Linked DNA regions of Homo sapiens: region 2 is linked to region 1. The links are chromatin loops, found by intact Hi-C in ENCODE. Cell type or tissue: heart right ventricle. All regions are shown on one strand. Each heading gives the region's core, and the rest is flanking DNA. Links, peaks and the distances in the headings are about the cores only. Region 1 overlaps MACF1 (microtubule actin crosslinking factor 1). Region 2 overlaps MACF1 (microtubule actin crosslinking factor 1).

What was found. Hi-C counts contacts between places; a loop is a spot of excess contacts. Peaks named below come from ENCODE experiments on the same cell type or tissue, not always from the same donor. Only the 100,000 strongest peaks of a DNase experiment are listed, where the experiment ranks them.
Region 2: a loop joins it to region 1, with 2.0 times the contacts of the local background. A loop is called at or near these places in 12 of 110 quality-filtered maps.

The regions. Positions count from the first base shown.
Region 1 is chr1:39,354,642-39,367,566 of GRCh38, forward strand. MACF1 (microtubule actin crosslinking factor 1) reads left to right here. Exons shown (of 101, transcript NM_001394062.1): 45 at 2,734-3,252; 46 at 4,056-4,232; 47 at 4,500-4,623; 48 at 6,152-6,360; 49 at 6,719-7,036. Among named protein-coding and RNA genes, the nearest start is that of BMP8A, 130 kb to the right of the region's middle. RefSeq lists an enhancer at 3,710-4,909. In heart right ventricle, for the core only: no CTCF peak of the experiment used is centred there; a DNase peak (open chromatin) is centred at 6,799; H3K27ac peaks cover 1,694 bases.
Region 2 is chr1:39,437,878-39,450,802 of GRCh38, forward strand. MACF1 (microtubule actin crosslinking factor 1) reads left to right here. Exons shown (of 101, transcript NM_001394062.1): 71 at 1-131; 72 at 1,397-1,623; 73 at 3,126-3,248; 74 at 3,347-3,448; 75 at 4,075-4,176; 76 at 4,270-4,443; 77 at 4,535-4,690; 78 at 4,837-5,034; 79 at 5,569-5,697; 80 at 6,785-6,958; 81 at 9,555-9,710; 82 at 9,815-10,021; 83 at 10,156-10,275; 84 at 10,717-10,886. Among named protein-coding and RNA genes, the nearest start is that of BMP8A, 47 kb to the right of the region's middle. In heart right ventricle, for the core only: no CTCF peak of the experiment used is centred there; no DNase peak of the experiment used is centred there.

The DNA.
Region 1 (12,925 bases), core at 2,533-10,532:
TGATTTGCTCACCTCCCAAAGTGTTGGGATTACAGGTGCCCAGCCTATAAGTTCCTCTTATACCCTTTCCTACTTTGTAGCATTTCTCATTCGATATTGTTTTGTTGTCTGTATTGCCCTCTAGATGCTAGGCTTGAAAACGCACACTGTTTCTTACAGGCTGCCTGTTCTGTAACAAAACAAAACAAAAAAGCAGAAGTCACTTCTTACTGTTTATTTCTACTCATTTATTTATTCATTTAGTAATTACTGAATAGCTGCCATATGCCAGGAATTAGAAATAAGCCAGTGAGCCAACCAAGTAAACCATCTTCAAGGGCATCAACTGGCATATACAGGCACATTCTATTGAATGATTGAAAGAAGATTACATATTTAGGACACTTACAACACATGGATCATATATTTTAGTGGTGACACCTTTATAGAAAAAATATTGGCTTAGCTGGAATACTTGTGTTCAGTGGCCTTTGTGGACCATTGTCATATTTTATATTAATAGGATTTCTGCCTCTTGCATGACGCTTTTCGAAGGTCCATTATACTGTGTCCCCCAAAGCCCTGGTAGTCTTATAAGAGGACAGAGCAAAAATGGTTCTGCTGTCATAGGGCTCCTCTGACACCTTTTGCTGGCAGCAGTCAACCTAATGAAGTGGTATCTCCATTCTAGGAAGGAAACTGCCTTATAGGTAGATGAGTTGGAAGGTGAGAATGAAGGACACCTAGGTGATATACAGACAAGGTTGTAGTACCGCTCCCACTTCACTATCTAATTGAGCAAGATATATTTGTCATTCCAGCTTTCTTTTTTTCTTCTGCTTTTTTTTTTTTTTTTTTTTTTTTTGAGACGGAGTCTCACTCTGTCACCAGGCTGGAGTGCAGTGGCACAATCTCGGCTCACTGCAACCTCTGCCTCCCGGGTTCAAGCCATTCTCCTCCTCAGCTTCCTGAGTAGCTGGGATTACAGGTGCACGCCACCACACCCAGCTAATTTTTGTATTCTTAGTAGAGACGGGGTTTCACCATGTTGGCCAGCATGGTCTCGATCTCTTGGCCTCGTGATCCACCCGCCTTGGCCTCCCAAAGTGCTGGGATTATAGGCGTGAGCCACTGCGCCCAGCTTTTTTTTATTTTTTAAAGACATGAGGCCTCACTTTGCCACCCAGGCTGAAGTGCAGTGGTACGATCATAGCTCACTGTAACAGGTGTGGACTCACCATGCCTCATTAATTTTTTTTTAAGAGACAGTCTTGCTATGTTGTTGCTCAGGCTGGTCTCAAAAACCTAGCTTCAGTGATACTCCTGCATCAGCCTCCTAGTCACTCAGCTTTCTTGAAATGATGTGGGAAGCTGAGGCTATCAGGTTGTTGTTGATACAGGCTAAAACTAGACGATGATCTGTAGTCCTTCTCTAAGTAGTGGCATAAACAGTATAGGTAGTAAGGAACACTGACAACTCCCACTGTCTTCTAGATTCAGGAAGAACATCCCAATATATGTTTCAAAACAAAAACTCACAGCTCTCCTCAAAGAACTCATATTCCATTGGAATAGAAAGAAGGTCTATGTATAAGCACATAGACACAGTACATACAAATAAAAAGTACAAATTACTTATTATTACCCAGAAATACAGTTTAATCTCTAATTATTGAATTAATTTTCCATGGCTTTTCCTAGTAGGGACAGTCTTCATGGACACATGAGTGACATATTTCACAGTTAAGAACTTGCATTTTTTTTTTTTTTGAGATGGAGTCTCAAGTCTGTTGCCAGGCTGGAGTGCAGTGGCAGGGTCTTGGCTCACTGCAATCTCTGCCTCCCAGGTTCAAGCAATTCTCCTGCCTCAGCCTCCCAAGTAGCTGGGATTACAGGCACTTGCCACCATGCCCAGCTAATTTTTGTATTTTCTGTAGAGACAGGGTTTCACCATATTGGCCAGGATGGTCTCAATCTCTTGACCTTGTGATCTGCCAGCCTCGGCCTCCCAAAGTACTGGGATTACAGACATGAGCCACCATGCCTGGCCAAACTTACAATTTTTATATTGTCACATGTATGATTTATTCAGCTACCCTTCCACTAATGTAGATGATTATTAGTTGTCCATTTGTACAGTTTAGCGAAGAGAGTCAGGTTTGAGTTGCAGTTCTGTTCGTTAACAAACTGCATGACCTTAGTCAAGATATATAACGTCTTTTTGGTATTCACTTACTCTTAATATGGGTATTATATTGTCTACCTACATTATAGGTCGTGCCACAAAGCAAATGAGATAATACATGTAAAATCTCTTTGAAAACCATAAAGTCCTATACGTGTCAGTTCAGAGGGGATTAGCATGTGGCATACTGTTTAGAGAGTGACTGATATTGGTGATTTCTGAGCAGTTGGAAAAGTGATCTATTGAGTAGAGGTAGAGACCTCTCCCTACTTCTAGCTTATAGGTAGATGGTCCTTGAAGATTATAAGTACAACTTAAGAGTCAGCATCTAAATTAAAGGGCTATACCTAAAACAAGGGGCTGAACTGAATAAAATGAAGTTAACAGGGAAAAATGTGAGATGCAGCAAAACTGAGAGAGGTGTATGACTTGACAGCAATGTGGGTGAAAAGACCAAGGCTGAATGTAAGCAGACCTCACATGGAGTATGAAGTCCAGTCTTGTATACCTCAAATTATTGTGGATTGCCTACTGATTGTCCTTTGTTTGGGGGGATTTTTTTTTACCAGGCCCGTCACCAAGAATTGCTGTCCCAGCAGCAAAATTTCATTCTGGCCACCCAGTCAGCTCAGGCCTTCTTGGATCAGCATGGCCACAATCTCACACCTGAGGAGCAACAGATGCTGCAACAGAAGCTGGGAGAGCTAAAGGAACAATACTCTACTTCCCTGGCCCAATCAGAGGCAGAACTGAAGCAGGTGCAGACACTTCAGGATGAGTTGCAGAAATTTCTGCAGGATCATAAAGAGTTTGAAAGCTGGTTGGAACGATCCGAGAAAGAGCTGGAGAACATGCATAAGGGAGGCAGCAGCCCCGAGACCCTTCCCTCCCTGCTAAAGCGGCAAGGAAGCTTCTCAGAGGATGTCATTTCCCACAAAGGAGACTTGAGATTTGTGACTATCTCAGGACAGAAAGTCTTGGACATGGAAAACAGTTTTAAGGAAGGCAAAGAACCATCAGAAATTGGAAACTTAGTAAAGGACAAGTTGAAGGATGCAACAGAAAGATACACTGCTCTCCACTCAAAGGTAAGGGGGCAGTTCCTGGCATCCTTGGTGAAACAATCATGGCAGCCTTCACACAATGTAGGTAGTGTCTGGGGCTCAGAATAAGAACTCCAGGACACAGTAGGAGAGCTGATTTATACTTGGACCATGGGCAGAAGGTCTTCACAAACAATGCACAAAATGTAAAATACATAGGTACTAGCCCAAAGGCCTGATAGCTAGCTAATACCTAATACCTAGCACTGGCAGGAGTATATCACACTGATGGTGAAGGTGGAAGTATTCCCCTTCCTGTATCCTGACCAGCAGACTTGGACTCCCAAGAGACATAGCACACAGGGGAAATTTAAACCAATTGCACAGTCTTTATTTCTGTCTTTATTTCACAGAGCATCTAGGGTGAATCCTTACCTTCCTTCCTATCTAAAGAACTTGCTCGCTCTTCTAAAGTTTAGAATCCAGTCAGCTCTTCTTACCTGTCTTATGCCTTCTGCCAACACTTCTAATCCCCAAGAAAGAATACTTTTTGCACTTCTTAACCCCTACCTTTGTCTGCAACCTTATGTTCATTTCTTTGGAAGCTTGTCATACATCTCATTAAATTTTCCTGGGAATGTAAGAAGGTCAAGGTGAATAGTATGGAGCAAACAATGGGGACCCACACTTAGAGATCATTGCTACCCATCTATCCATGGGTTCTGGCAATACCCTTATCTGAAGTTACAGTGAGTTGTCTGTAACAAAGCCAGGCCTCTTTCTTTGGGCAGCTGCTGCCTTTGGCCTGACCTTGCTTAAGTCTGCTTACCTTTCTTTCTCTGGCACAGTGTACACGATTAGGATCTCACCTGAATATGCTGTTAGGCCAGTATCATCAATTCCAAAACAGTGCTGACAGCCTGCAGGCCTGGATGCAGGCTTGTGAGGCCAACGTGGAGAAGCTCCTCTCAGATACTGTTGCCTCTGACCCTGGAGTTCTCCAGGAGCAGCTTGCAACAACAAAGGTAAGTCAGGACACAGGCTGTGTTGTGGTGTCAAGACCTTGTATTCCATGGCGTAAAGTACCCCAAAATAAAGCAAATGCTTACATAAAATAAAGGCAGTGGTTGGGATGCCTTGGACAAGATCTGAGTGCTAAACACTTGCTTCTAATATTTATGGCTATGGTTAAACTTACAATTATTCTGTAAAGCTGTTCAGTAGCTCCGGATTCCTAGAATCATCTTTGATTACTTAGATGTTTTTCTTTTGTTTTTTTCATGGACAAGCAGCAGTTGCAGGAGGAATTGGCTGAGCACCAAGTACCTGTGGAAAAACTCCAAAAAGTAGCTCGTGACATAATGGAAATTGAAGGGGAGCCAGCCCCAGACCACAGGCATGTTCAAGAAACTACAGGTATAAAGCAGCAACAGTATAATAGTACTCCCTTAATTCCTAGTATGTACCTCTATTCTGCAATATGTCACATTGTGTTGTGCAAATATCTGTGGTGCCAGGCTAGAGGCTGAGAATATAAACATGAATAGACATAGATTGTCATCAAAGAGCTTATCCTCTAATGAACTTTATTCTTGCACCATTGAAGGACCTTCACAATCTGGCTTCAGTCCCTTTTCCCCAGACATCTATCTTCTAGCCACATCTACTTTTCTTTCCCAAGTAAACCACTTACATTGTATTACCCCTGAAGTTTTTCCTATTGCTTAGCTGATAACATTTATTGAATGCTTACCAAGCGTGGTGAAATCTTGCCCATGCTTCAAGATGTAGCCAAGAGTATATCATGGTGACTATAGTTAATAACAATATATCGTATACAGGCCGGGCGTGGTGGCTCACATCTGTAATCCCAGCACTTTGGGAGGCCGAGGCGGGCAGATCACGAGGTCAGGAGATCGAGACCATCCTGGCCAAGAAGATGAAACCCCGTCTCTACTAAAAATACAAAACAAACAAACAAACAAAAAAATAGCCAGGCATGGTGGCAGGCGCCTGTAATCCCAGCTACTCTGGAGGCTGAGGCAGGAGAATGGCATCAACCTGGGAGGCGGAGCTTGCAGTGAGCTGAGATCGTGCCACTGCACTCCAGCCTGGGCGACACAGCAAGACTCCGTCTCAAAAAAAAAAAAAAAAAAAAAAAAAAATATATATATATATATATATATATATATATATATATATATACACACACACACACACACATATGTATATACACACATATATACACACACACACATATATATCGTATACTTGAAAATGGCTGTGAGAGTATATTTTAAGTGTTTTCACCACAAAAAAATGATAAGTATGTGAGGTAATGCATATGTTAAATAGCTTAGCTTAGCCATCCCACTCCTCAAAAGAAACGAAAGATAATTATTCTTCCTTCTGGGCTTCTCGAGGACAGTACTTCTAGTATTAATATACCACTTAAGATTTGATTTTTATCATTAATTGTGATGCATCTTCCTCTGCCTATGCTCTGTTTTAAAGTCTTAAGTTGTAGATGTCAGATAAGATACTTAAGTATCTTTAGTCCTCAGCATCTAGTACAATTTCTGGTTCTTTGTATGCAGTAAATAACTAATGCTTATTGAACTTGGCTCTGATACTAATGCATTTCAAACTTATTCCTTCTATTGGTCTTAATGTCAATTATTATTACAATTACTATGTTCAATGTAGGACTGGGCATGGTGGCTCATGCCTGTAATCCAGGCACTTTAGGAGGCTGAAGTAGGAAGATTGCTTAAGGCCAGGAGTTCAAGACCAGCTTGGGCAACATATTAAGACCACATCCATATAATAATAATAATAATAATAATTTTTATTATTTATTATTTAATAATATTAATAATAAAGTCTTTAAAAGCATAATACAAAAATTGTCTCCACTCTTTCTTTTCATGGCCTGATTTTTCAGATTCCATACTCAGCCACTTCCAAAGCCTCTCCTATAGCCTGGCTGAGCGATCTTCTCTGCTGCAGAAAGCAATTGCCCAATCTCAGAGTGTCCAGGAAAGCCTGGAGAGCCTGTTGCAGTCTATTGGGGAAGTTGAACAAAACCTGGAAGGGAAGCAGGTGTCATCACTCTCATCAGGAGTCATCCAGGAAGCCTTAGCCACAAATATGGTAAGATCTGTGTCCCAAGAGCTAGCATAGAGGGTATGTTTGCTATGTGCCATCATTACATAATGTTGAAAAAGTAACAAGAGGGAACCTAATATCTGTGAATCATCTAATAAGATTTAGAAATGATAACTAATCTATGTAAAGATATTTCTACCCAGTTGAGCTGGAATGAAAGTGGAGATAGCAAAGTCATGTGGTAGAAGGGGTGGAGAACTAAGGTGATGAGATGTGTGGTATTCTGGAGGCTCGGTTGCAGTCCTCCAGTCCCCCTTGTGAGATAGCATATAGTTATTAGTTTGTGGCTCAGATGTCCTGGAATAAGTGAACCAGGAGCTGACAGACGTGTTCTTCATGACAGAAATTGAAGCAGGACATTGCTCGGCAAAAGAGCAGCTTGGAGGCCACCCGTGAGATGGTGACCCGATTCATGGAGACAGCAGACAGTACTACAGCAGCAGTGCTGCAGGGCAAACTGGCAGAGGTGAGCCAGCGGTTCGAACAGCTCTGTCTACAGCAGCAAGAAAAGGAGAGCTCCCTAAAGAAGCTTCTACCCCAGGCAGAGATGTTTGAACACCTCTCTGGTAAGCTGCAGCAGTTCATGGAAAACAAAAGTCGGATGCTGGCCTCTGGAAATCAGCCAGATCAAGATATTACACATTTCTTCCAACAGATCCAGGTGAGGATATATCTGCCATGTTAGCAGAATAAAGGGAAGAGAAGGGCAGGGAGAGAACCAGCATTTGCTGAGCGCATACTACATCAGTCAGTATACTGGAAACTACCTGCATTATCTTTGGGAATTATTACAGTGATCCCGTAAACTAGGTATCATTTGTCCATTTTTTAAGCAACACAGTCAATATTTATTTTTCACTCTTATTACATGTTCAACCCAAATCAGCAGGGCCACTCAGTTCATCATAGTCACTCAAGGGATGCAGATTGATGGAGATTTCATCCTGATATAAGCTTTCATGATTACTGCCTCAGTGGTAAAAGGGCATATTATATTTATTTACATTTTATTAGTCAAAGCACTTTCCACAAAACCACCTATACCTTTCAAGAGGGTGAGGAAATGTAATCTCACCACTTACCTAGAAGGTGCAAAGCTAGAAATATTTGGTAAAAGTATTAACAGCTACCACAGATATATATCCAGAAGTAAAACTGCCAAGTCATAGTATATGCATATATTAATTTAATTCGACTCAGTAGTGGCCAATTTGAGCTCCAGAATGGCTGTACCAGCACACATTCCCACCTGTAGTACTTCAGCATTCCTGTATCTCTGCATTGCTGCCTTCGCTTTATCCAGCTTTCTAACTTTTTCCATATTAAAGTGGAATCTCATTGTTTGGTTTGGTTTGCTCTCCTTTTTGCTTTGAATGATTTCAAACTTACAGAAAAGCAGAAGAAATGGTCCATTACACACCAGCATACTCTTCACCTAGATTCACCAGTTGCTAATTGTTTTCCCTCTCTTATAAAAATATAAAAGAGAGTATCATTATGGGCTTCTATATTTGTTATTACCATTATTCTTTATGATACTTAACGTTTTCCCAAATGTGGTCGGTGGGAGCCTCTTCAAGCTGTCTCCTGTGGCTTTTTGACATGTCTTCCTCAGCATAAGAGCACTTTTGGAACTTAAGATATTTGTGGCACAATAATGTATTTCCTTGTCCCCTATCTGAAATCAGCTATTTATCCAAGGAGTCCCACTTTTAGTGGGGAATGATATTTAGAAACCAAATCTGGACACTAGATGAGCTACTGGAGTGTCACTACTTTTAGGTTCTTTTTAATAGATAGTGTTAGGAAATATATGTGTATGTTTCTTATATCATAAAATCATACTGATAGTCTAGTCTCAACGCAACACCATAGGAATCTTCCTCCTTTCCACATTTGTATCTTCCTTTCCTGTAGGGAGAACCCTAGTTCCCAGCAACTTTAATATATTTACTTATTTGTTTTATTCTACAATAAATATAAGATAGTTTTAGAATTACATTAGTATTTCTACCAATAACAAACCTGCTAAATAAAATTGAAGATTTCTTTGGATTTGTTTTTGTCCTTAGCCTATGACCCACTATGTACTGTGTTCAAAAATTACCTGAATTATTTTTTCTGTAATTTCTTATATAATTAGATTTGTTTCTATTTGTATTCAACTTTAGGACTTTATTTTTCTACCTTTGTTGATTAAACTTATTTTTAAATATGTAAAGCATTAACATAGGTCAAAAGTTAAAACTCTTCAAAAAGTTATACTCAAGGTATAGGAAGTGAATAAGGATATATTCTCATTGTCTTTCCTGTCTCTTCCATCCCATTTTCACCCATCCCCATAGTAACACATTTCAGGTTTATTTTTTTCTATTCCTTTTTACCAAAATGAACATACACACACATTCTTATTCTCCATTCTTCCTTACAAAAAAGAAGGGTATATTACGTAATCCTTTGCTTTTTTACTTAATATGTCTTGGAAATCACTTAATATGGATTCACAGAGATCTTTGTTTTTTAAACCATACTTTCATTGTGTAGAAGAGTTACAGTTTAATCAACAAGACTCTTTCTTTCTTTCTTTCTTTTTTTTTTTTTTTTGAGACAGAGTCTTACTCTGCGCTCTGTTGCCCAGGCTGAAGTGCAGTGGCACGATCTTGGCTCACTGTAACCTCAACCTCCACTTGGGTTCAAGTGATTCTCCTGCCTCAGCCTCCCAAGAAGCTGGGATTATAGGTGCCTGCCACGATGCCTGGGTAGTTTTTTTGTATTTTTAGTAGAGATGGGGTTTCACCATGTTGGCCAGGATCTCAAACTCCTGACCTCAAGTGATCTGCCCGCCTCGGCCTCCCAAAGTGCTGGGATTATAGGCATGAGCCACCACACCTGGCCAACAAGACTCATACGTGGTGGAAATTTGAATTGTTGTTTCCGAAATTGTGCTATTACTACTGAATAGCTGTGTGTATTTTTTCCCATAATATTGGAAGTGTATCCTCAGAATAAGTTCCTAGAGTGGAGTTGTTGCATTAAAGGGTAAATACATGTATAGTTTTGTTAGAAATAGCCAAATTCCCCTCCATTGAAATTTCACCATTTTGCATTCCCAGCAGCAGTGTATTAGAGTACCTGTTTCCCCTATAGCCTCACCAACAAAATTTATTATCAAGCTTTTAATTTTTTTCTGGTGTGATTGGTAAAACATGATATGTGAATGTGGTTTTAATTTTTATTTCTCTTATGAGCGAGGTTGAGTGTATTTTTACATTTAAGAGTCATTTATTTGTGAACTATCTGTTCATGTATTTTGTCATTTTTTGGTAAAGATTTTTGGTTTTCTCTCAATTTTTAAAGTTTTTTTTTTTTAGAGTTCTTATATATTAGAGAGATTAATTCTTTATCTGTGATATGTTAGAAATATTGTTTCCCAGATTGTGCTTTTGACTTATGGTGTTTTTTGCCATGTAAACGTGGAATTTTTTTTTTTTTTTGAGACGGAGTCTCGCTCTGTCGCCCAGGCTGGAGTGCAGTGGCGCGATCTCGGCTCACTGCAAGCTCTGCCTCCCGGGTTCACGCCATTCTCCTGCCTCAGCCTCCTGAGCAGCTGGGACTACAGGTGCCTGCCACCGCGCCTGGCTAATTTTTTGTATTTTTAGTAGAGACGGGGTTTCACCGTGTTAGCCAGGATGGTCTCGATCTCCTGACCTCGTGATCCGCCCGCCTCAGCCTCCCAAAGTGCTGGGATTACAGGCGTGAGCCACCGCGCCCGGCCGTAAATGTGGAATTTTTGTTCTACATAGAAGATTTTATGAGTATTTTATTAAATATGTATTTTTAGTCATAGTTTGAAAGATTTTTGTCACACCCAGGTTATGAAAAAATTTATTCATGCTTTATTCTAAAACTTGTTTTAATTTTTTTTTACATTTGAATCTTTTAACAATTTAAGCTTATTCTGAAGTATGAATCATGTTACCTTTTTCTGTTATGTCTATCTAGTTGTTCATAATAGAAGTTGAGTGCCCCAATCCAAAATCTGAAATGCTCCAAAATCTGAAACTTTTTTTTTCTTTTTGAGACGGAGTCTTGCTCTGTCACCGAGGCTGGAGTGCAGTGGCACGATCTCAGCTCACTGCAAGCTCTGCCTTCTGGGTCCATGCCATTCTCTGCCTCAACCTCCCAAGTAGCTGGGACTACAGGCGCCCGCCACCACGTCCAGCTAATTTTTTTGTATTTTTAGTAGAGATGGGGTTTCACCATGTTAGCCAGGATGGTCTCGATCTGCTGACCTCGTGATCCACCTGCCTCAGCCTCCCAAAGGCCTGGGATTACAGACATGAGCCACCACACCCAGCCCAAAATCTGAAACTTTTTGAGAGCTGACATGACACTCAAGAGGTCATGCTCAAAGGAAAGACTCATTGGAGCACTTCAGATTTCAGAGCTTCAGATTAGGGATGTTCAACTGCTAAGTATAATGCAAATATTCCAAAATCTGGAAGAGTCTGGAATTCAAAACACTTCTGGTCCCAAGCATAAAGGATATCCAACCTGTATCATTTATTTGAAAAGTCCATATTTTCCCCAGATTTAAGAAACCATCTTCATCATATACACAATTTTTATATGTCTTTGAGTCTATTTCTGGATTTTCTTTTTTTTCTTTTTTTTTTTGAGATGGGATCTTGTTCTGTCACCCAGGCTGGGGTGCAGTGGCATGATCTTGGCTCACTGCAACCTCTGCCTTCCAGGTTCAAGCGATTCTCCTGCCTCAGGCTCCCAAGTAGCTGGGATTACAGGGGCCTGCCACCACGCCTGGCTAATTTTTGTATTTTTAGCAGAGACGGGGTTTCACCATGTTGGCCAGGCTGGTCTCGAACTCCTGACCTCAAGTAATCCACCGACCTTGGCCTCCCAAAGTGCTGAGATTACAGGCATGAGCCACCTCACCTGGCCTATTTCTGGATTTTCTATTCTGTTTTGCTGGTGTTTCCATTCATGTACCAGAGCATACTATTTTAATTATAGAGGCTTTATGGTATATTTTAATGTGTGGTAGAGAGCTAGTCCTCCTCAATTTTTTTCTTTCAAAGTTTTTCATAGGTGTAGTTGCACATTTATTTTTCTATGTGAATTTAGGAATCACCTTCATTAGTTCTAGAGAAGTTAGCATTTTTATGTGGGTCACACTAAATGTATTCATTCACGCAAACACATATACATACATAAGCAAATACATACGCATGCACTTTTATGGATGTGTTTCCATCTAGTCAGATCTGCTTTTGTGTTTTTCAGGAGTGTTTTTGATTTTTTTGTTCTTTTTTGTTTTGAGATGGGGTCCTGCTCTGTTGCCCAGGCTGGAGTGCAGTGGCATGATCATAGCTCACTGCATCCTCAAACTCCTGGGCTCAAGTGATTCCCAGGAGTCTCAGCCTCCCCAGCAACTGGGATTACAAGCAAGAGCCACTGCACCCAATTTCAGAAGTGTTTTAAAATTTAGATTTTGTGTTTCTTGTTAGTTGATTACTAAGATTGAGCCTTTTGTGTTGCTATAGTAAGTTGAAGTTTTCATTATTGATTTTTGTGTGTTAATTTTATAGCCTGCTACCTTGTTTAACTACTTCGTTGTTTGATTTCGTTTTATTGTTGATTATCTTGGGTTTTACAAATATACTTTTTTTTTTTTTTTTGAGACAGAGACTTGCTCTGTTATCCAGGCTGGAGTGCTATGGCACAATCTCGGCTCACTGCAACCTCCGCCTCCTGGGTTCCAGCAATTTCCAGCTAATTTTTGTGTTTTTAGTAGAGACAGGGTTTCACCACATTGACCAGACTGGTCTTGAACTCCTGAACTCAAGTGATCCTCCTGCCTCGGCCTCCCAAAGTGCTAGGATTACAGGAATGAGCCACCATGCCTGGCCTTTTTTTTTTTTTTTTTTTTTGGAGGCGGAGTCTCACTCTGTTGCCCAGGCTGGAGTGCAGTGGCACAATCTTGGCTCACTGCAACCTCCTCCTCGCAAATTCAAGTGATTCTTCTGCCTTAGCCTCCCAAGCAGCTGGGACTACAGAGTGCGCCACCATGCCCAGCTAATTTTTGTATTTTTAGTAGAGACGGAGTTTCACCATGTTGGCCAGCCTGATCATGAACTCCTGACCTCAAGTGATGGGCCTGCCTTGGCCTTCCAAAATGCTAGGATTACAGACGTGAGCCACCGTGCCTGGCCATACAAATATACTTTCATGTGACCTACAAATACAGTTTTATCTCTTCTTTTCCAATTCTTACTCCACAGATTGTTTTCTCTTAATTGCATTGGCTGTTTTTTTTTTAATTATTAAATTAACTTTTTTTAAAAAATAGAGATGGAGTTTTGCCATGTTGCCCAGGCTGGTCTTGAACTCCTAGGCTTAAGTGATCCACCCACCTTGGCCCCGAAAAGTGCTGGGATTACAGGCGTGAGCCACTGGGCCTGGCTGATATCTTAAGTATAATGTTAAATAATAGTGGAGATAGTGTGTTTACCCCCATTTTATAGAAGAGACC
Region 2 (12,925 bases), core at 2,418-10,417, 83 kb after region 1:
GTGCATCAGTGACAATAAGAGTGCCACCGTGGAGCTAGAAAAACTGCAGCCATCCTTTGAGGCCTTGAAGCGCCGTGGAGAGGAGCTTATTGGACGATCTCAGGGAGCAGACAAGGATCTGGCTGCAAAAGGTGCTTGATGATTGTCATTATTTTTAAAAATCAACAGAATAAATTCTAGGCTGTGGTTATCTTCAGCATCCCACCAGATTTATTTATTTCTTTGAATGTAAAGGCAGTCCCCAGTAATGAGTATTCCAGAAAGTCACTGGAAAATCATTTGGAATTCAGAACACATTTCGCCATTGAAACAAGGTTACAATTGGTAGTTAGATTCCCAGGCCAGGAAACAAAAGCTCCTTTAACCCCTAACGTGAGTAAACTACAGTATCAATAGTGGGTAGAACATAGCTACCTTTTGTAACACTTTCCATGGGAAACATACAAGTTTAACACAGAACACTGGAAACAAGAGTTCTCATCTTAGCCCTTTTGTAAGTTAGGGGTTTTGTATCTTAGCACTACCTTTATAGTAGATGATAGCTCATTTCTGGATTACTTCTGTGATCCCTGTATGTGGGATACCAATGTAAGAGGAAAACGCTAGTATATAAATAATAGGCCGGAGCCACCCGCAGTGGCTCATGCCTATAATCCCAGCACTTTGGGAGGCTGAGGTGGGCAGATCACTTGAGGCCAGGAGTTCGAGACCAGCCTGGCCAACATAGTGAAATTTTGTAAAAATACAAGAATTAGCTGGGTGTGGTGGCATGCGCCTGTAATCCCAGCAACTCAGGAGGCTGAGGCAGGAGAATCGCTTGAACCTGGGAGGCAGAGGTTGCAGTGAGCCAAGATCACACCACTGCACTCCAGCCTGGGTGACAGAGTGAAATTCCCTCTCTCTAAAAAAAGAAATAAATAATAGGCCGGGTGTGGTGGCTCATGCTGATAATCCAAGCACTTTGGGAGGCCGAGGCGGGTGGATCACCTGAGGTCAGGAGTTCGAGACCAGCCTGGCCAACATGGTGAAACCCCGACTCTACCAAAAATACAAAAATTAGCCAGGCATGGTGGCACATGCCTGTTATCCTAGCTACTTGGGAGGCTGAGGCAGGAGAATCTCTGGAACCTGGGAGGCAGAGGTTGCAGTGAGCCAAGATTGCGCCACTGCACTCCAGCCTGGGCAACAGGAGCAAGACTCTGTCTCCAAAAAAAAAAAAAAGAAAAAGAAATAATAGTAAAACTAAAATAGAAAATTATCCTTTAGTTATAAATGCTTAGCATTTTTTTAAAAAATAGTTTCATTGAAAAGGTCAGAGTTACATGGAATTTCTGAATAGACCAATTTCAGGCTCTTCAGAAAGTCCTATTCATATCTCTTTTTTTAACCTCCTCAGAAATCCAGGATAAATTGGATCAAATGGTATTCTTCTGGGAGGACATCAAAGCTCGGGCTGAAGAACGAGAAATCAAATTTCTTGATGTCCTTGAATTAGCAGAGAAGTTCTGGTATGACATGGCAGCTCTCCTGACCACCATCAAAGACACCCAGGATATTGTCCATGACTTGGAAAGCCCAGGCATTGATCCTTCCATCATCAAACAACAGGTTGAAGCTGCTGAGGTAAGAAGGAAACAAAACCCTTTTTCTTAGGTGTCTGTCCTCTAGAAAAAGCACTTTATCAAATCAAAGTGAGGTATGTTAACTGCTTAGCCAGGCTGAGTACCTTAAAGGTTTTTGTTTTTGTTTTTGTTTTTTGCTCTTGTCCCCAAGGCTGGAGTGCAATGGCATGATCTTGACTCACTGCAACCTCCGCCTTCCAGGTTCAAGTGGTTCTCCTGCCTCAGCCTCTTGAATAGCTGGGATTACAGGCATGTGCCACCATGCCTGGCTAATTTTTGTATTTTTAGTAGAGACAGGGTTTCCCCATGTTGACCAGAGTGGTTCTGAACTCCTGACCTCAGGTGATCCACCCACCTTGGCCTCCCAAAGTGCTGGGATTACAGGCGTGAGCCACCACTCCAGGCCTAAAGTTTCTTTTTAAGTGAGACATTCTCCAATTGAAAAAAACCTGCTCATTATATTACATTTCTTAAATGTAGAAAAATAGATGGTAGAAAATAAAAATCAATTTTGGACTCATTATCTAGAGATAACAGTTGTTACATTGACATACTTTTTTCTAGTTTTTGGTGCTATTTTTCTTTTCTTTTCTTTTCTTTTCTTTTCTTTTCTTTTTTTTTTTTTTTTTTGGAGACAGGGTCTCACTGGGTCACCCAGGCTGGATTGCAGTGGCATGATCTTGGTTCACTGCAGCATCCACCTCCCGGGCTCAAGCAATCCAGCCACCTCAGCTTCCCTAGTAGCTGGGTCATATGCCACCATGCCTGGCTAATTTTTTTATGTTTTATAGAGATGGGGTTTCACCATGTTGCCCAGGCTTGTCCAGAACTCCTGGGCTCAAGCAATCCTCCAGCCTCGGCCTCCCAAAGTCCTGGGATTACAGGCGTGAGACACTGCACCTGGCCCAGGAGTCTCTTTTTTACCAACAACATTTCTTACCTCATATTGTCCATTTAGCATAAGCCAAGCCTATCTTGATATTATTTCTCTAATTTCTTACTTTTATTTCAGCTATTTTTTCATAGAGAAATTCTTTCCCTCCCCACCTTGGGTCAATACCAATACATGAGCCAATTTTTAGGATCTGGCACAGAGTTTTTTTCAAGATCATAGACCCCAGCACTTCTGTTATACTCTATTGTCAGCACTTAAATTTGTGACTTGTACTGTGTTATTTTACCCTTGATATGTTTCTCTGTAATAGACTTCTAGCTGTTGATTATAATTTCTTTGGAGGCAGGAAGGGGTGAACCTTTGGTAAATTATTGAACCTCACCATACCTTTTCTATAGTATTTTATATATACATATACCTATATGTAATATATATTTTGTATATATGAAAAATAACCATGTAGAGTCTGAAGCTTTAGTGTCCAGATAAGTGAAACTGACAGTTATGTTGAGCATCTGCTATTGATGGGGTATAAATCACATTTGCAAAGTTTGGTAAGTTCTGTTCTGTTTTCTATTTTGGCTTATATTCTATTCGTTTACATGTAGACTATTAAGGAAGAGACAGATGGTCTGCATGAAGAGCTGGAGTTTATTCGGATCCTTGGAGCAGATTTGATTTTTGCCTGTGGAGAAACTGAGAAGCCTGAAGTGAGGAAGAGCATTGATGAGGTGTGGAGAAATGGATGAGGCACTCAGTTAGAACATTAGTGGGCCCAGACTGAAGAGTGGTATTGATTGAAGAATCTGATTGAATGTTTTTCCCCTAGATGAATAATGCTTGGGAGAACTTAAACAAAACATGGAAAGAGAGGCTAGAAAAACTTGAGGATGCTATGCAAGCTGCTGTGCAGTATCAGGACACTCTTCAGGTGAGAGGCCAGGAGGTGACCACCAAGGAAATACAGGTTCTGTTTTTTGCCATTTTTGTCATTTTTGGAATTAAGCACAAAAGTGGATCACCTTCACAGGACTGCAGACCTAAGATAGTGGTGTTTCCACAAATTTAGCCAAAGTTCCCCACTTGTAGTGAAAAAAGTAGCGACATCTGTCTGAATTCTTACTCTTCCTGCCATGTTTATCATTGCCTGCTCATCATAGATTCATTCAGCTACGTTGTGAAGCTGGCCTTACTGTGAAAGTCATTGCTTGCCAGAGGTTCCAAACCCAGGTTATCTTCAAGCACAGTTTGGCACAGTTGCTTCAGAACATCATGAGCTTGCTAGCTGGGATTGAAAAATCTTCACTTTTATTCAAATTTAGTATTTCCAAATTGTAGTTTATTTTGAACATTATCTTGATAATGTTGGCTCCATTATTAAATCACCATATTATTAATATAAAGATCATTATTCTTTATCTGTGCCCCTTACCTGAAATCACAAACAGCACAAGGTGCTTTGATTGATTTATGTCTTCTTATGTTAGCAGAGATAATGCTAATTCTCTCCCAAATTCTTCTGGTTGTTTTTGACTGTTTACTTGTCTTTTGTTCTAGGCTATGTTTGACTGGCTAGATAACACTGTGATTAAACTCTGCACCATGCCCCCTGTTGGCACTGACCTCAATACTGTTAAAGATCAGTTAAATGAAATGAAGGTTTGTATCTGGGTATGGCTTTTGAAGAAGAATTGTTTTATTATAGTTTTTAAAGGCTTGATTTGATGTTAACATTGAGTGTGTCTTTGACAGGAGTTCAAAGTAGAAGTTTACCAACAGCAAATTGAGATGGAGAAGCTTAATCACCAGGGTGAACTGATGTTAAAGAAAGCTACTGATGAGACGGACAGAGACATTATACGAGAACCACTGACAGAACTCAAACACCTCTGGGAGAACCTGGGTGAGAAAATTGCCCACCGACAGGTAAGGCAGGTGGTAGATGACATCAGTGAACTACTCTCCGCTCTTTTCTAATTTCGTATTGAATATTCCCTTTCTGTCTTTTCCTGAGTAGCACAAACTAGAAGGGGCTCTGTTGGCCCTTGGTCAGTTCCAGCATGCCTTAGAGGAACTAATGAGTTGGCTGACTCATACCGAAGAGTTGTTAGATGCTCAGAGACCAATAAGTGGAGACCCAAAAGTCATTGAAGTTGAGCTCGCAAAGCACCATGTAAGTATTTTCATTTTTTCATCTCTAACCCTATTGATTTGAGACCAGATGCTGCCACCAGCAGCCTTTGAATGTTGTGTATATCTTAAGAGAACCAAGTTAGATGATATCCATAGAGATAAATTATGTTGTTCAACATGTTTTAGGTCCTAAAAAATGATGTTTTGGCTCATCAAGCCACAGTGGAAACAGTCAACAAAGCTGGCAATGAGCTTCTTGAATCCAGTGCTGGAGATGATGCCAGCAGCTTAAGGAGCCGTTTGGAAGCCATGAACCAATGCTGGGAGTCAGTGTTACAGAAAACAGAGGAGAGGGAGCAGCAGCTTCAGTCAACTCTGCAGCAGGTACATGTGACATCCAAGTAAGGTAGGAAGAGCTATACAGATAACAGAAAGCCTATCTAAGTCAGAGAGAAGAGATCAATTTGAAAAGCAAAGAATCCCTTATGTCTTGAGGGGAAGGTTAATACTGTGCTGTAACTTATCTAGAAAGAGCAGCTTTTGATTGGGTAGTTCTTTTCTGAATTCATTTCTAGCTCAGTCTCTTTATTCACATTCAAAGTTAGCAGATCTTCACTATAACAGATTCCCTTTTTTTCTTGGATCAAGTCAGGTCTCTTCCTATTCAACAGTACCTTAATCAATAGTCAATTCATCTGATCGTATCAGGCATTTATAATATGTTATAGTGAGGTCTGAAGGATTCTGCTAGATTCTAGCAATAATATTGGCCCCATGCTAATCTAGCAACAGAACAGCTTTGCCAGAGAGCAGCCGAAAATTCCTTCCTCAAGATAAACTCCTCATATCATTTGGAAAGTTGACTTTTAAAGCTGAGAAATGACTACTGACATGGTTGATATATCTTTTTCTCAAAAGGCCCAGGGCTTCCACAGTGAAATTGAAGATTTCCTCTTGGAACTTACTAGAATGGAGAGCCAGCTTTCTGCATCTAAGCCCACAGGAGGACTTCCTGAAACTGCTAGGGAACAGCTTGATACACATATGGTAATAGCAATTTTTTGAAATTGAGCATAAGCATCCCATATTCACTAGCTCCTTTCCAAGTTCACAGTCATAATTAATATGTATCTGGAAATCTACAAAGTAGTGCATTTTTATCAAACATATAGTATAACCTTTGGGGATTGCTGCCTGTTACAGGCTTCTAATACCTTACAGTAGGCAGCAGTAGTGACAGGGAAGGTCAGCTGGAAATTTTGAGTTAATCAGCTTTACTGGCACACATATATTGACTTGAAGATGACAGCATCAAGAAGACAAATATACAACACAGATGTGCTTTCACTTAAGAAGGAAACTACTTAAGGGGGGTTTAGGGAAATCAAATAGTTACCCGACAGTATTTCAAGAATGCATGCTAGAACAAAAAGCAACATAATTTCTAGGCAAATTTTTCATGAAAAGGGGAAATAGATTATTGGAGTCTTTTGAGGGATCTCTAATCCTTAAAAAATGTTTTTCTTGGCCGAGCGCAGTGGCTCACGCCTGTAATCCCAGCACTTTGGGAGGCCGAGGTGGGTGGATCATGAGGTCAGGAGATCAAGACCATCCTGGCTAACATGGTGAAACCTCGTCTCTACTAAAAATACAAAAAATTAGCCGGGCGTGGTGGCGGGCGCCTGTAGTCCCAGCTACTCAGGAGGCTGAGGCAGGAGAATGGTGTGAACCCGGGAGGCGGAGCTTGCAGTAAGCCGAGATCACTGCCACTGCACTCCAGCCTGGGTGACAGAGTGAGACTCCATCTCAAAAAAAAAAAAGTTTTTCTTCTATGGGTGATAAAATTATTTTAATATTTTAATTTGCCACTTGTTATTTAGTAAAATATGTTAATACTTACATTTTAATACAAATGAATTCTAAGTAATCAGTATTTAGTTATTACAATTAATTTTATTATTAAGTATGGTGGGTTTCATTCCCTTATGGCTCAGCACTTGAACTGAATCCAAAAGAATGGCTTGTAATCAAGATGAGCCCTTCCTGGACTTTCCCAGACTCTGCTACAGAATCTATATGTAGGTGTCTTCCAGAGAATTCGTAGAATTGATATCTTTCCTGCCTTTTCTTGTAGGAACTCTATTCCCAGCTGAAAGCCAAGGAAGAGACTTATAATCAACTACTTGACAAGGGCAGACTCATGCTTCTAAGCCGTGACGACTCTGGGTCTGGCTCCAAGACAGAACAGAGTGTAGCACTTTTGGAGCAGAAGTGGCATGTGGTCAGCAGTAAGATGGAAGAAAGAAAGGTACAGTGTATGATCCCCATGTTTGAGTAATTTGCTGAGTGATTGCATGTATAATAATTGCCATCTTATTTATATGAAGATTTTTTGAAGACCAGGGTATTGTAACAGAAGTTGCAGAACTGATTCCATCTGTGTTGAGTTGCATTGATGGTATAAGTTTCTGTTGTTATTTGCTTTTATAATTATTCATTCCTTACCTGTTAAGACATTACTGCCATTATCGCTTCGTGATGGGCTTTATGTCCTATATTAATCACCAATTTGTGTTCTACTTAAAAACAAGGTTTTGCTGGAGTTGGTATCTTGGGGTTGAGAGATTGGGGACAGGGCATATAGGGACTGACGAATAATTCTCCACAAGGAATTTGGTTCCTAACGTAAATGTAGTGTGCAAGGAAATTTACTAGAAATCAGGAGAGAAGTAAATTATATGACCTCTTCCCACTCATCCTCAAAAATCAAATTCTCTTCTCTACAAAATAATGAAAGATGACTAGGGATCAAGGTGTTTGCCCAAAAAGATTATTTTTTATGAGTACAGAGTTTCACTGTATTTTTTGCTGCTCAGATCAAGTATGAAATATATACATACACAAACCTGTTGACCACATTCACTCAATGAATAGTTATTGAGCAAGTGTGTGCCAAGTCCTGTGCCTGATTTATGGTGGAAACACTAAAGACGACCCTATCTTTGGGAAATTAATGAACAGAAGGGCATAAAACACATGAACATCTTGAGAGAAGCATTAATTTCCTAAAAACCTTCTAGCATGGGATTGGGTAATTTGATTATATTAAGAATGGCTAAAGGACCTAAGTGTATGCTAATTCTTGGACAGAGTCAGACCTGGTGGCTCACGCCTGTAATTCCAGCACTTGGGAGGCTGATGCAGGAGGATTGCTTAACACCAGGAGTTTGAGACCAGCCTGGGCAATATAGCAAGACCCCATCTCTACAAAAATACCTAAAAATTAGCCAGGTGTAGTGGCACACGCCTGTAGTCCTAGCTACTTGGGAGGCTGAAGTAGGAGGCTCACTTGAGCCTGGAGGGTTGAGGCTGCAGTGAGCAGTGATGGTGCCCCTGCATTCTAGCCTGGGTGACATCAATAACCTATCTCCAAAAAAAAGAGAAAACAATCCTTGGACAGGCTGTCATCCATAGATCCTGCAGAAGGCAAAGCTAAGATTAAATAAACTGAGACAGATTCCAGCTCATAACCAAGAAATTTTCAGAGAGTTTTCTTAATAGTTGAGCAAAATACCTTAAGACATAGTTGCCCATTATCAGAAATGGTCAGGCAAAAGCTGAGTGTCAAGGATAGTTTATTATTTTGCAGAAACATTACCTTCAGGATCAGTAAAATCATTTATTAAATGTGTGTGGTGCTGTAGTAAGAAAATATAAAGAATATGTAGATATAAAGAATATAAAGATATAAATTAGATATAAAAGTATATCTTTTATATCTATAAAGTAGATATAAAAAATATATAAAGAATATGTGGATAGAATGATGTGGAAAGAATTCCTATCATCTAGGAACTTGTAATATATTAATTTCTAAACATTTCTATATATATTTGAAGTGGATTTCATTTTTCCACCTGATTTGTTTAGATTGGGTTTGTACATTTTTATAACATTTATTGTAATTTTTTTTTTTTTGGTGGGGGGTGGTTACAAAAATAACCTGAAAGCGCAAAGAGGAAAATAGAAATTACAACCCAGTCAGGTAGAATTAACAACAGTTAACGTTTTTGGTGTACATCTTGGAGTTTTTTCTGTGAATATTTTGGAAATACTCATTTTTGTCAGCCTGTCATTTTTACTTTGCCTGCCTAGTAGGGGGGCCAGAGGCAGAAGTCATTACCAAAAGGTTAGTGTAGGTCTCTGAGGATGGAGCTTATGAACTCTGTGGGATTGAAGCGTACTTGTGAGGAGTAGCCTTTTCCCTGAATGAGCTCTTGTTGTTGCCATTCTTAGGTAAATGAAAGTGTCTGAAAATCTACATCTAGTGTTGTCAGATTTTTGCCTAGAATGTCTTGGCTTCTTTCGTTACCTCTTCTTCTTATAGCATAAGCATAATTTTTAGACTCATATTTTCATATGCCATATTTTCTGAAAACATGTATTTAAACAAAGAGTACTACATTGAACATCATCTTCATAGTAAATTGCTTTTCATTTAGCTGTTTTTATACCACAAAAAGTACATTAAAGGAAACTGAAACATTACCCAAAGCAGGTTGTAGATCCTGCAGCTGTCACCACTAAAGGGTCTGTTCACTTACAGTTATTGAATAGTCTTATTCCCGTTCAAGGAAGTGGAGAGTAGCAGAGAAAGGAACTTAGCTGCTTATTGTGCTCTATTTCCTTTTCCATGTACACAGTTCTTGCCCATTTGTTTCAGACACTAACATTAAAATGTCCCCTTCTTTACAAATAAAGCATGTTTGGACGTTGATTAAATGAGGCTTCCTTTTTAGAGGTCATTTCATTTGTTGTACAATTCATGCCTTTGTCGCTGAGCCTATAATTCCTGAAATTGGCGCTTTTTCTTTCTGTGTGTGTGTGTTTTACTTGAAATTCAGTCAAAGCTGGAAGAGGCCCTCAACTTGGCAACAGAATTCCAGAATTCCCTACAAGAATTTATCAACTGGCTCACTCTAGCAGAGCAGAGTTTAAACATCGCTTCTCCACCAAGCCTGATTCTAAATACTGTCCTTTCCCAGATAGAAGAGCACAAGGTAAGTATGATATTATGATGCTGCATTCTTTTTGAAAGCACTAATTGAAAGAAATGCCCCTTTATCTTATCTTAAGCTAAAAAAGAGCACTATTGTTCCCTCAGGTTTTTGCTAATGAAGTAAATGCTCATCGAGACCAGATCATTGAGCTGGATCAAACTGGGAATCAATTAAAGTTCCTTAGCCAAAAGCAGGATGTTGTTCTGATCAAGAATTTGTTGGTGAGCGTGCAGTCTCGATGGGAGAAGGTTGTCCAGCGATCTATTGAAAGAGGGCGATCACTAGATGATGCCAGGAAGCGGGCAAAACAAGTAAGTTGGGGAAGAAAGATACTAATTCACTGAAGAGTCTTGGGCTGCATGTATTGAGTCTCTGGGATGATTCTCAAACGTGCTGTATAGTGTGTATATTCATTCCTGTTAACTTATTTCTTATGTAATTTTAGTTCCATGAAGCTTGGAAAAAACTGATTGACTGGCTAGAAGATGCAGAGAGTCACCTGGACTCAGAACTAGAGATATCCAATGACCCAGACAAAATTAAACTTCAGCTTTCTAAGCATAAGGTAAAGCAGTTAATTGCTCTTAGGTCCCAAGCCATAGTATTCGCTAAAGCTTGTATCTTGCCAAAAATAAAAATCAGAGCTAGTAAAAAGAAAACCAATTGGTTAATGTTTAAAAGTCAAAATGATGAAGCCAGGGTTCCATTTTATATCTAGATGGTCTAATCATGATATTTGCTCATTTAAATAACAGTTTAAGGAAAGTAGTTATGGGAGTAACTAGTTAAAACTGTAGGCTTTCACAAATTGTCAGGCACTTCTATATATGGTATAAACAAAAAATTATAAATTTCTTAAGGATAAGCTATGGTTAATTTTAGTTCAAAAAAAGTGGTGATATTCATACTTTATTTGGTTTCTAGCCTGAAAACTCAAATTCTTTTGTTCCAAATCAAGATGTCGTCTGACTTTTAACACTTTTTTCTTTTCTTTCTGGAAACATAGGAGTTTCAGAAGACTCTTGGTGGCAAGCAGCCTGTGTATGATACCACAATTAGAACTGGCAGAGCACTGAAAGAAAAGACTTTGCTTCCCGAAGATAGTCAGAAACTTGACAATTTCCTAGGAGAAGTCAGAGACAAATGGGATACTGTTTGTGGCAAGTCTGTGGAGCGGTGAGCATGAATGTCCCCTTCAGGGGTCTAACCGGGATCCCAAAAGCAAGAGGTTCTTACCAGATTCTATAAAATGGTGATAAAGCTAATGCATCAGTAAGAGGTTTTGTACCATCTTAACACCACCAGTTAGTTCAAAGACTGTTATAATTTAAATAAAATGTGTAAAAATTCTCATTTTAAACTTGAACCTTATTGTATTAGAGAGAGGCCTATAAAATCAAACCAACAATAATAGATCAGTAACTCAAAAGTATTTGTAAATCATCAATTTGTAATACCAACAACTGTCTTATTGACTGCTCTTGGACACTCCAAAGCCTCTACATGCATTACCTCATTTAACCATAATGATACCTGACCTTTGCTGGGCAATTACTACTGAATATGTACCAAACAGTAGCTGATAATCATTTAATCCTCATAACCACTGAGGTGGGTACCATTTTTATTCCATTGTACAGATGAGAAAATGACCATAAAGAGGTTCTTAACTCCCCTAAGGTCACTCAGCTACCCTGTTGGCAGAGCTGAGGTTTAAACCATGGCAGTTTGGTTCTAAAAGTTGTACTTTTATCTATTTGTACCCACTATGCCATGCTAAATATTACAATATTGCTACCCTATTTGTACTTTTTTTTGTTTGTTTGTTTGAGACAGAGTCTCACTCTGTCACCCAGGCTGGAGTGCAGTGGCGCGATCTCGGCTCACTGCAAGCTCCGCCTCCCAGGTTCACGCCATTCTCCTGCCTCAGCCTCCCGAGTAGCTGGGACTACAGGCACCCGCCACCACGCCTGGCTAGTTTTTTGTATTTTTAGTAGAGAAGGGATTTCACTGTGTTAGCCAGGATGGTCTCAATTTTCTGACCTCGTGATCCACCCGCCTCAGCCTCCCAAAGTGCTGGGATTACAGGCGTGAGCCACCGCGCCTGGCATTTTTTTTTTTTTTTGTCATGTTGAGACAGGGTCTAGCTCTCTGGCCCAGGCTGGAGTGCAGAACTTACTGCAGCCTCCAACTCCTGGGCTCAAGGGATCCTCCCACCTCAGCCTCTTGAGTAGCTCAGACTATAGGCATGTGCCACCATACCTGGTTAATGTTTTTTGTTTTTGTTTTTGAGATGGAATCTCCCTCTGTCATCCAGGCTGGAGTGCAGTGGCACTGTCTCGGGTCACTGCAACCTCCATCTCCCCGGTTCAAGCAATTCTTCTTCCTCAGCCTCCCAAGTAGCTGGGACTACAGGTGCACACCACCATGCCCAGCTAATTTTTTTTAATATTTTTATTAGAGACGGGGTTTCACCATATTGGCCAGGCTGGTCTGGAACTCCTGACCTCATGATCCACCTGCCTCGGCGTCCCAAAGTGCTGGGATTACAGGTGTCAGCCACCACGCCCAGCCATTGTTTTTTATTTGAGTAGAGACAAGGTCTTGCTATTGTCCAGGCTGTTCTGTAACTCCTGACCTCAAGTGATCCTCCCACCTTGGCCTCCCAGAGTGCTGGGATTGCAAGTGTGAGCCAACACACTTGGCCTGTACTCCAATTTTTTTTTTTTATGAGGTGACTGAGGTTCAAGGAGATGAAGAAACAGCCTAGGGTCACACAACTGATACAGAGCTAGGAGTTGAACTGATTCCAGATCACTACCAAAACTATCATCTTTTACTTAGAGTGGTATATGAGGTGATTAACACAGACCTTGGGTTGTTAGGGTGTGCCTGTGTGTCACTGGGCTATAAGATGCCTAAAGGGTATCTCTACCTGTCCCCTGTGCTACCCTTAATCCATTCTAGAGGGTGGTTTGATTTAAAATGTCTCACCATCTCTCAGTCACTTTTTACTCTATTTCTTTTTTTTTTTTTTTTTTTGAGATGGAATCTCGCTCTGTCTCCCAGGCTGGAGTGCAGTGGTGCAATCTCGGCTCACTGCAAGCTCTGCCTCCCGGGTTCGCGCCATTCTCCTGCCTCAGCTTCCCGAGTAGCTGGAACTACAGGCACCCACCACCATGCCCGGCTAATTTTTTGTATTTTTAGTAGAGACA